2 separate regions of the Homo sapiens genome follow, and region 2 is linked to region 1. Evidence: chromatin contacts called from ENCODE Hi-C data. All regions are on one chromosome and are shown on one strand. Each heading gives the region's core, a stretch centred on a gene start or an enhancer-like site at or near the end of the contact. The rest is flanking DNA. Distances are from core to core; before and after follow the strand shown.

Region 1 (4,875 bases), core at 1,555-4,054:
GCTTACTGCAGCCTCAACCTCCTGGACTCAAGCAATCCTCCTGCCTCAGCCTCCCAAGTAGCTGGAACTACAGACATGTGCCACCATGCCCACCTAATAATTTTTTAATTTTTTGTAGAGATGGGAGTCCTGCTTTGTTGCCCAGGCTGGTCTTGCACTCCTGGGCTCAGGTGATCCTCCTGCCTTGGCCTCTGAAAATGCTGGGATTACAGGCGTGAGCCACTGCACCTGGCCTAGACCTAGACTTTTTGGGTAGCCAGTTCAATTTACTGCAGAAGGTATTTTGAATAAGCAAAAACTATGAATGCAAGCCCCGTTGTTTGTGTGCCAAACTAATGATGAGCCACTGGGAGAAGGGATTTCATCCATGTGACACCCACCACACACCTCTGCTGGCCAGGCACCTAGAAGTGGGATGGGAAGCCCCTGGTGGAGGAGCAGAGAAGCTGGGGTGCTGGAGGGAGGAGTCTTAACCAGGAGTCTCCTTCATGTTCATCCCTCATCAATTAACTCTTGCAGGCCACCAGAGTAGCAGAAAGATCTCTGGGCTATATCCCCAGGGCTCTCATGATTTTAAAAAATCATCCCCAGGCTGGGCACGGTGGCTCATGCCTGTAATCCTAGCACTTTGGGAGGATGAGGCAGGCAGATCACCTGAGGTCAGGAGTTCGAGACCAGCCTGGCCAATATGGCGAAACCCTGTCTCTACTAAAAGTACAAAAATTAGCCAGGTGTGGTGGTGTGGGCCTGTAATCTCAGCTACTCAGGAGGCTGAGGCAGGAGAATTGCTTGAACCTGGGAGGCAGAGGTTGCAGTGAGCCGAGATCGCGCCACTGCACTCCAGCCTGGTCAATAGAGCAAGACTCAGTCTCAAAAAAAAAAAAAAAAAAAAAATTCATCCTCTAAGCAGCCCCTGTCCAGTCTTCCCCCGACCATCCCTCAGAGAGCCATGTACAGTTCTCAGAGCCCTGTGGTGGCTCTGCTGCCTTCACGATCACTTCCCCCCAAAGCTGGCCCCAGCAGGCCCCCCAGAGTTGGGTCCCTTCTCAGCTCTTAAGCCTCATTGCCCCCATTCCACCTCTTTACCCCCGCTTCTGCCAAACCAAACCCTTGAGCGCCTCCTCAGCCTTCACATTGCTCCATGCCCCAACCTTCATACTGCTGGCCTTCTTCCAGAACATTCTCTCCCCATCATCATGACTCTCCATTGAGAGAGCTCTGCCTGCTACCCCTTCCTGCCCTGCTGGGCCCCTCATGCCTCCATCGCATTATTGTGTGAATGGCTAATGTCCCCTCCTTGATGGGGCCATCTCTGAGGATAGGGACGTGGCCCTAGTGCAGAGATGCTCAGGGATGTTTAGGGAAGGAAGTCATCAAGAGACCTAGATGTGAACCCCATCCATAGCGCCTCCCAAACCATGTGGTCTTGGCCTCCCTGGGCTTTGATTCCCTCATCAGTCCTGCCTGCGCTGCCAGGCTTCTGTGAGCCTTTAATGAGCCTGTGTTGACAGATGAATGCATTCTTGGGACTACTAATCAACGCATACAACTAAGGCCAAGAGAAGCCAGGGTTTCTACCCCAGGGACCCCCTTGGCCCCACCCTCTAGCCCTGGAGCTGGGTCCCTCTGCCTCTCCCAGGATGCAGTCAGAGGCCTGAGCTTCTGGAAACTCTTGGATCTCGTCCCTGCTCCTCCCAGTCCCACCTCGGCTCCAGGTGTCTATCTCTCCAGCTATTTTCTTTTCTGATCTGGAGTTCAAAAGAACAGATCTAGGAGCAACAGCCACGGGGAACAACAGCCAGCAGGCTAGTTCATGTTGGCCCAGCTGAGAGCCTGCGGGGCTGCCCACCTCTCCCTGCTGGGTTTGGGCACCCAGAAAGGAGGGCGTATGGGTTCTGGTTCTATGGGCATTAAAAGCCAATGTGACTGAGAACAGCAGCTCTAGTTAGAGGCAAGGCCAGTTTGGGGCCAGAGCAGGGGGAGGGGGAACCTGGTCTAATTAGAGCCCTAACATGCTCCTTTGAAAGCATTGTCAGATGTCCCCAGCCCTGCAGGCAGGGGTGGTGTAATAATAATAAAACAACATTTGCATAGAGATTTCATTTATAAAGCACTTTCTCAGGGGTGGGGTGGCACTGGGTGGCCCTGTGGAATCCTGGCTGGGAGGCCGCCCTGGCCTTGGTCGGTTCCGCCCTCCCGCCAAGCTGGCGATTGTGTGCGAGGTAAACAAAGCGCCATTCATCCAACTGTTTCAGTTCCTCTCCTCTTCATTCCTTTTTCCCTGTCTCCCACGAAGAGCTCACTCGGGGCTTGTCACTCAGGCCAGAAAAGGGGTGTCAGGGGCCCCAGAGGGAGACCCCTTCCCTCATGGGAAGAAGCGGGGAGGTGGGACGGCTCCCTCCCTCTGCAAACCCCCACCACCCCCAGCTCTGGCAGAATAACAGCCTTGCTGCGGTTGGTTTGTGCAACTCTTTGCTAACCTGTGGCTGTGTCTTCATGGACAAAGTATGAGCCCAGGTTTGGTAATGTCTGTGTGCACGCCACGTTTGTGTTCGGTAACATGCAAAGATAAGCAGTTTGTGGGGCTCTGCGAATCCCTCCCTATCCGAGTGAGCCTTGTGTACACAGTGTGGGGGTGAGGGGCCCTGGGGTGTCTGCCCCTGCACTGGGTGGGCCGGGTGAGGCAGCTGGGCCCTGCTCCTGTACAGCCCAGGCTGGAGCGTCCCCTGCAGTCACCTGGCCACTGGCACCCTGGGGTGAAGGGGGAGGCATTGGGCGCTGGCCCCTTAAGGGCCTCTGATGAGCTATATTGGGCCCACCTGCCTGGGTTCCAGCAGCTTCCGCAGCCCCAGCAGGAGACGGAAGATGCAAGAGGTCATTGCGGGGCTAGAGCGGTTCACCTTTGCCTTCGAGAAGGATGTCGAGATGCAGAAGGGCACTGGGCTCCTGCCTTTCCAGGGCATGGACAGTGAGTGAGGGTGGGGCCACTTTCCCTCCCCTACCTTCTCTGTTTTTTTTTCTTTGAGACGGAGTCTCGCTCTGTAGCCCAGGCTGGAGTGTAGTGGCACAATCTCGGCTCATTGCAAGCTCTGCCTCCTGGGTTCACGCCATTCTCCTGCCTCAGCCTCCCGAGGAGCTGGGACTACAGGCGCCCGCCACCACGCCCAGCTGATTTTTTGTATTTTTAGTAGAGACCGGGTTTCACCATGTTAGCCAGGATGGTCTCAATCTCCTGACCTCGTGATCCGCCCGCCTTGGCCTCCCAAAGTGCTGGGATTACAGGCATGAGCCACCACGCCCAGCCTCCCTCCCCCTTCCTTCTCTACAGGCCTCTCTGCTCAACTCCCTGATGCGACCGCCCCTTCTCTGTCTCTCTCTTCTGTGGCTTCGGGGCAACCCATTTTCCAGACTGAGAAAGAGAGGCACAGAGAGACGGTGAATTGAGAGAAGCCACACTGGCCTCCCGAGCTCCTGGGCCAGGCTTGAGCCCCTCGAGCTCCTCTGTTTCAGAGTTGGGGGGTTAAGGGTTGAGGTCTGCTGGCTGGCTCTGCAGGTTAACCTCTACAGGGCCCAGATTTGGGATCCCATAGGCCAGAGCCTGGGGGAGGTCTAGGTGGGACATGCCGATGGAGGTGGAGGCTTCCGGAACAGCTGCAGCCTCTGGGGAAGCTACCTTCTCCGTTCCCTCTTCTCCTTCCAGAGTCGGCCTCAGCTGTGTGCAACTTCTTCACTAAAGGGCTCTGTGAGAAAGGTGAGTTAGCAGACAGGCCTGGGCCCCAAGCTGGGTGAGTGTAGGGTCTGTCTGAGCTACACCCAGCAGGGGCTCTGCCTGGCCTGGGATAGGGTGTCGAATTTGCACCTGGGGAGGGAAAATTGGGATGGAACGGAATTTTATTTTTATTTTATTTATTTATTTTTAGATGGAATCTCGCTCTGTTGCCCAGGCTAGAGTGATCTGGCGTGATCTCAACTCACTGCAACCTCTGCCTCCTGGGTTCAAGCGATTCTCCTTCCTCAGCCTCCCGAGTAACTGGAACTACAGGTGCATGCCACCAAGCCCGGCTAATTTTTGCATTTTTAGTAGAGATGGAGTTTTGTCATGTTGGCCAGGCGGGTCTCAAACTCCTCACCTCAGGTGATCCACCTGCCTGGGCCTCCCAAAGTGCTGGGATTACAGGCGTGAGCCACCATGCCCGGCCATGGAGCAGAATTTTAGACTTACAGGTAGACAAAGGATAAGTGGTTGGATCCACCGAGCAGCCTGCCCCTCCCCTAAGATTTTCCCGCCTCAGCAGCAGTCTTCATAGTTTGCAGTTCGCATCAGGGTAACCAGGCTGCCTGGAAAGGGGTATTTTTTTCTTTCTGCCTTGCTGGGATGGGCGTGTGTCTGAGCTTTGGCCTGTGCATTCCCAGGAGGCTCCAGCTTCTTAATGTTTTTCTTGATTTCCTCCCAGCTAGAAGAGAGGCATCCTTCTCCCCCAGTCCCCTGCTCTGACTCAGTTTGTAAACTGGTCAATTGTCTCATCCATTCCCTATGCCCTGAGGTAGCACCTGCCACCATCTTTGAAATGCTATCAAAAAGCATCCTCCACTTCTCTCCTGCCCTGACTTTGGGTCAATACTGTCTTCCTAGGCCCCTCTCCCCAAATGCAGCCATTCTGGGAAGGCCTGATTCAAATATAAGAGTTTTCAACTTTTCTTCTGGCTCATGGCTCATGTAGAGGCTCTTTCAACAGAAATATACAATTGCCAAAAAAAACTGGCTTCCAGTTTTAGGGTTTCCCTGTCTTCCTCCCGCTTGCCTATACATTTAGGTTAAGAAATCTCACTGGTGTGAGAGTTTAGGACATGTTTTCTGATCCAAATGAGTCTGTC
Region 2 (4,875 bases), core at 973-3,472, 520 kb before region 1:
TCCTGAGCTTAAGGAATAGGAATCTTTTATAATGGACAGTAAGCATGCCTACCCTTTGCTCCAGAGGAAGATATTGGATTTTCCAAAGCTGTTCACCAGGCAAGCATCCTTATAAGGATAGTTCAGACAAAGGCAGTCAGTGTCTCTCTTTGCAAGACACACAGAAATGTGAGGGGCCCTCAGAAAATTGTCTCCCAAAACTCAATAGCTGTATAATCTCAGGCAAAATTACACTTATCCTTTCTGAGTCTCAGTTTCCTCATCTGTAAAGTAGGAGTAATGCCCATTTGCCATGTGGTTGGAAACAATAAATGAAATATCAGTATAGTCTTCCAAGCACAGTTCCTGGCACGCAACAGATACTCAAGAAATATCGATTACTTCTTCCTGCCACCTCTTCCCTCAACTAATGCCAGTTTAGTGAAGACTTTACTCCAGGCAAATCTATACTCATACCAACTCTTATGTAGATCCATTACAATCACACTCATATGAAAACCTTACATCACTATTTTGTTTCAAGATAGCAGCCCACCAGGTGCATAGAATCTAAGCCTGTCTTGATCCCATCACACTTGATCAATTTCAGCCCAACGACTCATCATTAAACAATTCAAAAATCCCAAATCCTCCAGCTCAGGGGCTCTCAGGCTTTGTGGCATGTTTAAATCACCAGAGGAGCTTTTAAAAAATGCCACTGCATCCAATACCAATTAAATCATACTCTCTGGGGGTGGGACTCAGGTTCCAATCATTTAAAACATTCTCCAGGTGAGTCCAATATACAGCCAGGGCCCAGCGCTCTAGCTCTTACTCAGACAACTAGCAGAGTCTGCGTGTGTGAATTTGCAATGCTTAAGCTGTTTCAGTTGAGTAATTGGGCCAACTCTAAAAAGGTCATCAGGCATCTGTAGGTACTTCACGGAGCCCAGGAAGGAGCTGTGGCCTGGGGAGGGGGAGTGGGCACAGAGAAGAAATTGAAAGTGGGGGAAGGTGGTCCATGCTCTAATAGAAGACAGGAGACAGCCCCCTTGTCCTTTGGAATTCCAGCATGGCCTGAGAATAGGGTCTATATACCCTGGGTACTCAATTAATGCTTTCAAATGGTCTCAGGCTTTCCAGCTCCTCCCCCCAGGCATCAAGCATTCTGCATGCACACTTCGGGTTGAAAATAGCTCCAGTCCTTGCCTTGCTCCCTGGCAGACTAGATTATAGGATTAACTCTTCACCTCCCAGCTGGGCTATGGGAATCCTCTTGCCTCTTTTCCTTAGGTATGAACGATCAATAATATAGATTTTCTCACTTTCTTCTTCCATCTTTGGAAGCTGTTCTTAGGCAGTTACCTTTGTTTTGCTGGCAGATCCAGAAGGAGAAACTAAGGCCTGCGTGGCCCTGGGGAGGGGTCGTGCTCCCTGATGACTGCCCTGTGGTTATGTGACATCCGCTGATCTGCTTGCTGGGGAGCTACTCTGTCCTTCCTCCTTTCTGGTAGGGAAAGTAAAGGTGCAGCAAAGGGGCTCCAGGGCCCCCAAAGTCAGGATTTCAAATTTGCTTTCTGCTACTGTGCAGTCCCCTTCACTCATAAACATGCAAATCACCCAGGTAATTGAGCCACCTGAAGTCCAAGTGAGCCTAATTTGTCTAACGAATTCAGGCTGCACAGCAAATTACCTGAAACTCAAGTGAAAGTGGGCTTTTCAGACTGGAGAGAGCCTGCCCGAGCCTTTGTTTCCAAACGGTTGCTGCATTTTCCTCATGGTGCCTGGCTGGAACAAAAGGGACCACAAACACCAAGGGAGGCTGGGGGAGCTGCTTTTGTCGGTCGCTGAAATAGCCGCCACGTTGCTAGCTGAGGCTAGTTTTGAAAGCCACTTGGCACTGGGGCTTCCTGCAGAACCCATGCTGCGATGAGGGAGCCCTGGAGCCTTATTTTTGCAGGAATGTGGGGCCTGAGCTGACTAGGGTGTGCCTTCGGGTCATAGTTCTTGGAAGGTGCAGGGCTGACTGGGGAAAATGGTGCACAGGGGAAACTGAGTCCAGCACACACTGGCACACTTCTCTTCATGACTCGATGGCTTTTAAAATCATAGCTGTTCAGGCAGGAGTGTGGAGCCTGCATAGGTGCCTGGGGAAGGAGTTGGAGGAACTTTTTCTGCCTTCTCTAGCTGAGCCTGGCGATGTCCAAGCAGGAGTGGTGAGGGATGGCTGCAGAGTCAGATCTCCCCACTCCATTCCCACCCCACCCCTACCCTGGGTTTTCATTATGTATCAGGGATGATGGCACAAAAACAAGATCTTTGTTCCTCCCCTCCTCCTGGGCACCTGCTGCTGTCATCCTACCCACCTGAAGGCTCACAGGCCACCACCAGTGACATCACAGGGCCGTCGCCACGGAAACGGGCAGTGAGGTCAGACAGCAGGGGCTTGATGGCTTCAGGCAGGGAAGGAGGGGAGCCAAGACCGAGGGGGCCAGGGTTTCAGGAATGGAGCTTGCTAGGGATTAGAGCAGACACAGCGAGAAGGAAAATGTAGCCAGTGAGCTTCCCTGAATCAGGAGAGGGCCAGGTTCCCGCTCGAAGGCCCTATCAATTAGTCACTCACTGCATGAACCACACCCGCCCAGCGCCAGCCTCCAAAACCTGATTGCCATTCGGGGGCTGGTTCTACTTGTAATTTGCTGGCTCAAAGGTCGGAATGGATTCCTAAGGAAAACGGATTTCCTGGTAGCCATTCCTTGGGGACTGAGCTCCTGAAATCAATTGGCCCAAATTTCAGCACAAATCAAGCCTTTAAATTCCCATTGAGGGTGGGAGTGGCTCACTAGGGGGATGGAGAAAAAAGAACAGCCAGAGGCTGGGGAGAGCTGGCAGAGAGGCCAGGATCTGTATGTCCAGAGGGTCAGGGGCCAGCAGGTGGGGAAGAGGGGGAGGGACAGGGGGAGCCGCTGGCGCCCTAGGAGGCAAGGAGAGAGGGCACTCTATAAATCACCAGCGCCTTTTTAAAAATGGAGTTTAACCTCCCCTAGCTTTGCTTTTGATTTTATTAGCGGTTTCATTTCCTTGGGTAATAATTCATTATCTCATTCCCAGCCTGGGGAACGGTGCCGGCCCAGAAGTGGCATTTACCTTCCTCACCTTAAAGTGATGCTTTTTTAGCTCTGTCATCTTCAGATCACTCTCAGCCCTGGCCCTGTTATCCGGCTGCAGCTCCACGTGGCCCCCCCCAAGACCTCACAGCTCCTAGGCACTGGCTGACCATGTGAATGAAGGGTGGCCCAGCTGACCTGGCCGCCCTTCCCTCCCCTCGCCAGTGCTCCAGCGTCTGCTTCTCCGACGCTATTTGCACCAGAACTGTCTTTGGGGCCCCAGCTTCTCTCTGTTGTGAAGCGAGACAGCTGGCAGGCTGCGGTGAGATAGAGCCGTTCTGCTGGAGCCGAGATAACTGCTCCTGGGAGGGAACCCAGTGGAGGATTGAAGGGTCCACATGTGTCAGCTTAACTGGAGGATCTGAAAAAGCTATTTCAATCTCGTCCCCAAGTGGGAAATTGGCAGATGCCCTTCTGTGGAATGAAAGTTTCCTCTTCCTCTCCATCCTCTCTGCCAAGGAAGAAAGCTTGATTAACGAGGGTGTGACAATGTTTTTCACAAGGAATAAGTCCTCCCAAATCCATTCTGGAGTCACAGAAAAGATCCCCTCCTGATGGGAAGTATGGCAGGCTGGAGATGAGGATGCAGTGCTCTCCCCATCACTGGCCAGCATCCGTTCCTGCGGTGCCCCCTGTCCATCATCCCCCCGTCCCACCCCTACCATGTTGCAGATGCTGGGCACTAGGTGTATCCATGAACAAAGCCATCGTTGACCCTTCCTCCTGGAACTGACAGTCCAGTGGCCTGTTCCTGCTCTCTGGTAAATGACCTGGAGCGTGTGTGGAGTGCGAGGAGCAAGCGGCATCTCCTTTGGTGGTCTAGTTCTCTAACGGCTGAATGAACGGCCGGTGTTTATCCTCTAATGAGTTTTCCATCTCTTCTTCTCCTCACAGGAGGTCAGCGTCATTACAATCACTTTGTTCTACACACGGGTACAGGTGTCCCACAGTGGAGCTCAAGTCGCATGTTAGAATCTCCTGGTGCCCAAGCCTGGACCATTATATCGGAATCTCTGGGGTGGAACCCAGTGTCAGTGTGGAAGGCCCCCAGGGGATTCCCACATGCCCACAGCCCTACACCCTTGCTACTCAAGTGTAGCCTGGGAGGCAGCATCATTTGGGATCTTGTTAGAAATGCTGGATCTGGGTCTTACTCCAGACCTGAGGAGCTGGAATCTGCATTTTAACCAGATCGCCAGGGGACAGCTGAGTATCCTTCCTCATAGGCACTGAAATCCCCTGAAGGAGCCACCCGGTAGAGCTGTGGTCCTGTCACCTCTTCCCTCTGCTCCCTCAGCCTCGCTGTACTGTACATGGGGGGTCACAAGTCCCCAGCATAGGAAAGGAAGCCACTCCTTTCTCCCAGGTTAGTTGTCAACCTGCTGGAGCTCAACCCTGCAGAGAAAGGAACTGGAGACAGGGGAAGGGAGGAGACGCGGGGACCTCAGATCCAGCATGCAAATCACATGCAAATCAGCATCCTGGAGGCTCTTTGCATTTGGGCTGGGGAGAGTCTTGGAACCCTGCAGTGAGGTTAAGAAGTGGCGGTAAGGTTGGGGTTCGCCAGCGCTCTGCATCCTCTCTCCAGGCCAACAGTTCTGCTGGCTCAGGCCTGGCTCATGCAGCGTCTATCTCCGGGCTCCCAGGCAGATGAAAGGCTGTGAGGAGTGGCACCTGGTGGGCCCCCTCCCAGCTCCCCTTCCCCGTGCCCAGCTCCTCTCAGCCAAAG

Evidence for each region. Hi-C counts contacts between places; a loop is a spot of excess contacts on that map.
Region 2: a loop to region 1 is called in a map of HCT116, with 4 times the contacts of the local background. The contact joins the promoter of LINC02092 here to the promoter of CPSF4L in region 1. A Hi-C loop is called at or near these places in 1 of 168 maps with a recorded cell type or tissue (HCT116).

What each region holds. Positions count from the first base shown.
Region 1 is chr17:73,259,809-73,264,683 of GRCh38, reverse strand. It overlaps CPSF4L (cleavage and polyadenylation specific factor 4 like), which reads left to right and starts at 2,804. Exons shown (of 6, transcript NM_001129885.1): 1 at 2,804-2,968; 2 at 3,701-3,751. The coding sequence starts at 2,866.
Region 2 is chr17:73,784,169-73,789,043 of GRCh38, reverse strand. LINC02092 (long intergenic non-protein coding RNA 2092) reads right to left here and starts at 2,222. Exons shown (of 7, transcript NR_040020.1): 1 at 1,230-2,222. The region is part of intron 2 of LINC00469 (long intergenic non-protein coding RNA 469); the gene reads left to right.